Regions from separate parts of the Homo sapiens genome. Here region 1 is linked to region 2. A link is a loop called in an ENCODE intact Hi-C map of the cell type or tissue named here. Cell type or tissue: endothelial cell of umbilical vein. All regions are shown on one strand. Links, peaks and the distances in the headings refer to the core of each region. The heading gives the core; the rest is flanking DNA.

Region 1 (2,918 bases), core at 140-2,639, 230 kb after region 2:
CTCTATGGCTAGAGAAAGTCTGTGACCTGTTCTGAAACAGCTACTTCCTCCAGTGCTGCAGAAGATGCATTAGATAAGAAACTCCCACTTGGAAGGTGGGACAAAGTCAATGTCTTGAGGAGGTCAAAGCTTGAATGCATTTGTCCAAAAGACCTCCCACTACCAGCTTAGAAGAAAAGCACTGGAGAAAGCTAGTCTCCAAGAGGAATCCCTCTACAGTGAAGAGACACCTGTTCCTATTCTGAAGAACCATCTCTTAACTGCCCAGAAAGTTCACTCGTACAATAATGCTTCCTTAGTCTCACATGGGACTAGCATGCAATCAGGTAGTGACCTGGCACTCAGAGAATGGGGTTGATTTGGATGTTGCTTAGAAAACACAGGCACTCAGAGATGAATTGGATCAGTCCCAGCTCATTATTCCCAAACACAGTTTCAAATATGAGGTACATGTGGGTGAAGATATGTATGTTTGGGTAGTTTCCTCCTTACTAACAAGAACTCACAAACTGGACAAGTAGATTAAACACTTAGCTGATCAACTCTGTGATCCCCTAGCAGTAAAAAAAAAAAAAAGCCCATAGCATAAATGAAATACAATTTAGGAAAATGGATTTGTTCTGGACTTGTGCTCTGAAATCCCTGTATAGTCAATAGGCAGTTTTTCAAAACTGAAACCAAAGGTGGCTGCTAAAGAATAAGAGATACAGGCAAAATTTGGTTTATCTTAAAAAATTACCTCAGAGAAAATGCCTATGTTTCTCCCAATTCAAAACAAAACATATGAACTTAAAAAAAAAGTTCCTAGTTGGCTTGCAGATAGGTAACAGGTACAGAGCTTGCCAGCTTGTCTTCATGTTGTTAAAATATTCTCCATGAACATAGCTTTGGTCATACCTACAAGGTTTCAAGTGAAACATCAGCGTGACCATGGTTTTAAGATACCCTATTACATGGAAAGATCTTGTCTGCCTTTGGGACAACATTGGCTTTTGGTCAACATAAAACCAGGGATGAGAATTTCTTTTTCACACTGTGCTTTCTGTCTTTTTCCCACAATCACTGGGTCCTTGTAGGAATTGATCCCCCAAAAGACATCACAATTAGCAATGTGACCAAGGACTCAGTGATGGTCTCCTGGAGCCCTCCTGTTGCATCTTTCGATTACTACCGAGTATCATATCGACCCACCCAAGGTAACAAAGTGATTTGATTTCTCAAAGATACTAGGATTTGGGTGAAGATTATGGGAGAACTAGCATATCCCGCAGAACATCCACTCCTGCCTGCGTTTTTCCTCTTCTCTGTGGCATGCTGCATCAGAATGAGAGTGGGCTGGTGAGCAGCCAAGAAACCCCACACTCACCAATGCCTCTTGAGAAAGGCTTGATTACATTCACCCAGAGAGCAGGCCCTTCACTAGCAGAGGTAACTGATCACCATTATCTAGGCAGTGTCTTGAGAAAAAAAGAGCCCCAAAAGAATCTGCCAAGAGCTTGGGTCACATGAATATTCCTACAAGAATGAAGTTCAAGACTAGGATCCAGAGGGATGGCTAAAGACCCAGCAAAGCCAGATGGAGCCTTGGAGGGAAGCACAGTGATGTGGTCCCATTTCAGCCACTCCAGACAAGTTATGAGTCAGAGGAAACTGGCCCAGACCTCACCTGCATCCTGCCAGTTCTTGCTGGTACATGTGGCATTTTTAAGGAAGTGGAGGGCACACTCACTTCCAGTGAGGACACAGGACAGCATTCCAGACTACACTGTCTCTGGACTGTGGGGACTGCTCCTTGCATCGGTGCCCTCTACACTGCCTTAATGTCATTGTCTTAGAGAAGACCAGCTTGTTAGAAAACCACTTAATAGGTAGGTCATTTTTCTTTGCTCCAAGGAGCCCATAAAATGAAGGAGTGAGACCAGTGTGCAAAGCCTCTTCACACTCCAACATTCCCAGCCCATGAACCATGTATCATCCCTCCCCACTGAGTGCGGAGTCCCACACCCATCTGTGCTTTATTGACATAGACTGTACCATGGGCTGCTTGGATGAAAGGGCTGCTGAATTTTAACTGTAGATTCTTCTCTTCTCCAGTGGGACGACTAGACAGCTCAGTGGTGCCCAACACTGTGACAGAATTCACCATCACCAGACTGAACCCAGCTACCGAATACGAAATCAGCCTCAACAGCGTGCGGGGCAGGGAGGAAAGCGAGCGCATCTGTACTCTTGTGCACACAGGTGGGAATGTCTCCCTGCTGTGTCAAGTCAGAACCCTGGCTGAAGATCTGGGTGAAGTTGTTCGGGCTTGTAGAAAGGTTCTGGAGGCTAAGGCTCCATTTCGGGGTGCTCCTCCAACTCACTGTGTCTTGCAGGGCAATTTGCAATTTCTCTCCCCCAATATTCCTCCCTAATACTAAACGTTTAGAGAGTCACCCTCTAGAAGTCTTGCTGGTTTAGGTTAGGAATTTTCATGGAACTTCCAACATAAACAGTGCCCTTTCAGACATATAATGGAAGTGAATTCTAAAACAGATATCTGAATCATTCATCTGATTTTGTAAAAGACTCAGATGAGAAAATTTCACCTCGAGAAGAAAAGGGTTGTTATTCCAGTAATGGAATGGGGTCATGAAATTCATCATCAGATATAGCCAGAAACCACCAAGAAGGTGCCTTTGCTCTTGCTTTGTGCTCCAGGGAGAAAGAAGGCACCAAAGTGGCCATAACTCCCTCACCCGGGACCAAAGCAGTGAAGGTGATGTGGCTCCGTGTGCATCCTGGGCTGCCTGCAGGGGCACCGTGTAGCTCATGTCTCTGACAGGCCCCCTAGTCAGATCCAGATGTCTTCTGCATCCTCCATCAGCTCCTACATAATGACCAGAGGAAGGGAGGTGCAAGGGAGAGACTGGCTTGCA
Region 2 (2,918 bases), core at 295-2,794:
TCCGGGCTGCCTCCGGGTGGGCCGGCCCCATTACCGCTGATGCGGGACACTAGCCCAGCAGAGACCCCATTAACCGCGCCGCCCCACCGCTCGGTGGCATCTGCGAATTACTCCGTCACTCGGCGGCGATCGCAAGACCCCAAGTCTTCTCATTTCCTCGTAATGCTCTAATGGTCTGCTTCCGTCGCCATGACAACACGAACACAGCTCCGCCGGGCCCCTCCGACTGCCTGAGGTGTGAGCAGAAGGCGCGTGTGTGCCTCTCAGGGCCCCTATGCGGTCTGCCCCGTTAGCGTTGCTGCGATGTCTCCGCCACTGCTCTTCGCGGTGGGCAAACCCGGGCGCCTGAAAGGGAGGAGCGGTGACCCGAGGTGGCCAAGGCCAAGCTGACACTTCCCATCTGGCAGCTGGGGACAGCTTCCCCTCCCTCCTGCTCTCCTTCCTCCCTCCTCTCTTCTCCCTCAGCTCTGCAAATTGGTGACCCCCCGCAACCCGGGGCCCATAGAGGCTGGAATGGAGTCTGGAGACCGCAGCTCCACCCTGCCTCTCCGTCACTGAACGTGTGACCTTGGGGAAGCCCTTTAGCTCCTGGAGAGCCGGAGCCACCTAAGAGTGCATTCGATTTAAGGACGCATCTCCTCTCTGCTCAACAAAGAGGGAGGGGTTCCTGCACACGTTGGATTTCTGCCCTCATGGAGCTTACAGATTCATTAGAGCATTCCAGAAAATGTGAAGACTTGGGGAACTTGAGATTCTAGAGTGGCAGAGTGATTTACATGCCACTGAGCGGCTGGGTGCCTGACCTAATGGAGTCTTACCTAGACCTTGGCTCTTTGAGTGCCTTCCCACAACACTTGACTAAAGTCTCTGGAGCAGGGTCAGATGTGACCCATATTCTGTCCTTCTAGAAACTAACTGCAGAGTGCATACTTCTCCTAAATGTACCTCTATTCATTTGGTTCTCCAGTTCTAGACACTCATAACCTTTTAGAATTTGGATTCTCACAGTCACCATGCCATTTCACGCATGCCTTCTGTTTATACAGCATACTGTACATTCCATAAGCATGTATTCATGCCCACGTCCAAGGCTTTGGTAACTAAAACATGCTTGCTGAAAACTATAACTGTATTGCCTGAATTCCTGCAGCATTTAATATTCCTTTTGTTTGTGTCCCATGGAAAATAGCACCTCTAATCTTGGTGAGTTGATTTGTTATTATGTTTTCAATGATATAACTAATGAAGTGATCTTGATCAAGTCATTTAACCTGTATGGCCTTTAGTTTTGGTAAATGCTCTAAAAATAATCGTTAAACTTAACTGAAATAGAGAATTGGACTAAATGAGGTCTACAGTTGAATCACCGGTGGGAAAACACCTCGCATTTGCATGGTGATCTTTACTTCCTGAGGGAAGTTCATACACTGATTTCTGGAGACTGTTACTGTTGTTCTTGAGTACACATCCTGTTTGACTAATGCAAGGACGGTCCCTTGCCTTACTGCCTTATATTGTTCTCGGCATCCTCAGGAACATGCCCTGTGTGTAGTGGCCTGAAAGAATTATTTGTTGATGATAAAGGTGAGGTCCAGGAAAGATAATCTAAGATTATCTGATTTCTTGTGAACTTCTTGAGAAGCTGGATTTAAAGACCCTAGCTGGTGCAGAGGTCTGTTCAATTTTCACTAACCCTTCTCTGTTCTCTAGTGATGACAGAGAACAATGGAAATGAGCCTAGAGGAATAATGTTACTGCAGAAAAGTCAGTAGTTTCCATTTTTATTAAAATTCATTCTTCCCTAACTGCCATCTGTTTTTCTTTTGGGCCTGGCCAAATGCTTGGAGGTGAATGGATCAATGCTAATTTACATGACTGGTCCAGCTAACTAGGGCCCCCATGCCCCCACATTTCCAATACACCCCTCAGCAAGGTTTTTACCAGAATATTCCAAACCAATAGGCCTCTTCCTCCATCTAAAACCATCAGCAGGTATAGACAAGCCCCAGTGTCTGAAAAGTAAAGGAAGGCCTCTGAAAATTCAGCTCTTGGGTACAATTTGAACTTTTAGCACAACCAAGTGCAGCTGGAAATCTTGAGACTAAACTAGCATTCATGCATTCAGCAATATTCACTGAATGCTCCCTCTATCCACAGTATCCAAAAGCAGTTTCCAGATGGGAGGACCCAGGCATTGTTTCCTATTACATGAGCCTCTGGAAGCTGTGCCAGGACATGTGGGGAACAAAGTCACTTCTCACATTCCCTAGGAGATGCTGTTCCTCACGTGAGGTTCTGTCAAGCATCCTGCAGACCAGTGCTCTATTTCCAGCCCTGTGGGGACTTGGTCTGGGATTATGGGCAGCTCATCTCACCACTGTGCTGGCCCCTGAGAGAGCCTTGTACCTCAGGGACAATCTCTCTTGTCATCACCTGCCTCGCAGGGATGTCAAGAGGATTTAATGAGATAATGTTTGCAAAGCATTCTGAGCTCCTAAGAAGAATGAATAGTGCTATATAAATGCAAAACATCATTATTATAATGATTACAGAAGCATTAACTGTAGTTAAAAGCAAGTGGGAAGGAGCCCTGATTCCATTATAATCTTCTATTTCTGAGAGCTGATAACCCTGAAATATGCACCCCTTTTCCAGCTGAAACTCTCCACCTTTATAATCAGCTCAGAGGTGAAATGTTTTGGGAAAATTTTAGAAATTTCTCTTTAGTCCCTTTTGAGAAGGAAGAACATTAAATAAGCACACTTTGTCTGCTTACAAAAAAGCTGTTTTGACCAAAATCATTCAAAAAGGCTGAGCTTTATGACTTCAAATTTAGCTGGTCTTTAGTCCCCACTGAGATAAATGGAGCAGTGTTAAATCTGAGAGGAGAAAATTGGTTTGGCAAGTTTCTAATGTTT

What was found. Peaks named below come from ENCODE experiments on the same cell type or tissue, not always from the same donor. Only the 100,000 strongest peaks of a DNase experiment are listed, where the experiment ranks them.
Region 1: a loop joins it to region 2, with 10 times the contacts of the local background. A loop is called at or near these places in 1 of 110 quality-filtered maps.

Annotation. Positions count from the first base shown.
Region 1 is chr1:175,361,986-175,364,903 of GRCh38, reverse strand. It overlaps TNR (tenascin R), which reads left to right. Exons shown (of 23, transcript NM_003285.3): 13 at 1,077-1,196; 14 at 2,095-2,241. Among named protein-coding and RNA genes, the nearest start is that of KIAA0040, 170 kb to the right of the region's middle. RefSeq lists an enhancer at 1-2. In endothelial cell of umbilical vein, for the core only: no CTCF peak of the experiment used is centred there; no DNase peak of the experiment used is centred there; H3K27ac peaks cover 555 bases.
Region 2 is chr1:175,596,692-175,599,609 of GRCh38, reverse strand. All of the region lies in intron 1 of TNR (tenascin R), which reads left to right. Among named protein-coding and RNA genes, the nearest start is that of TNR, 150 kb to the left of the region's middle. In endothelial cell of umbilical vein, for the core only: no CTCF peak of the experiment used is centred there; a DNase peak (open chromatin) is centred at 1,429; H3K27ac peaks cover 2,176 bases.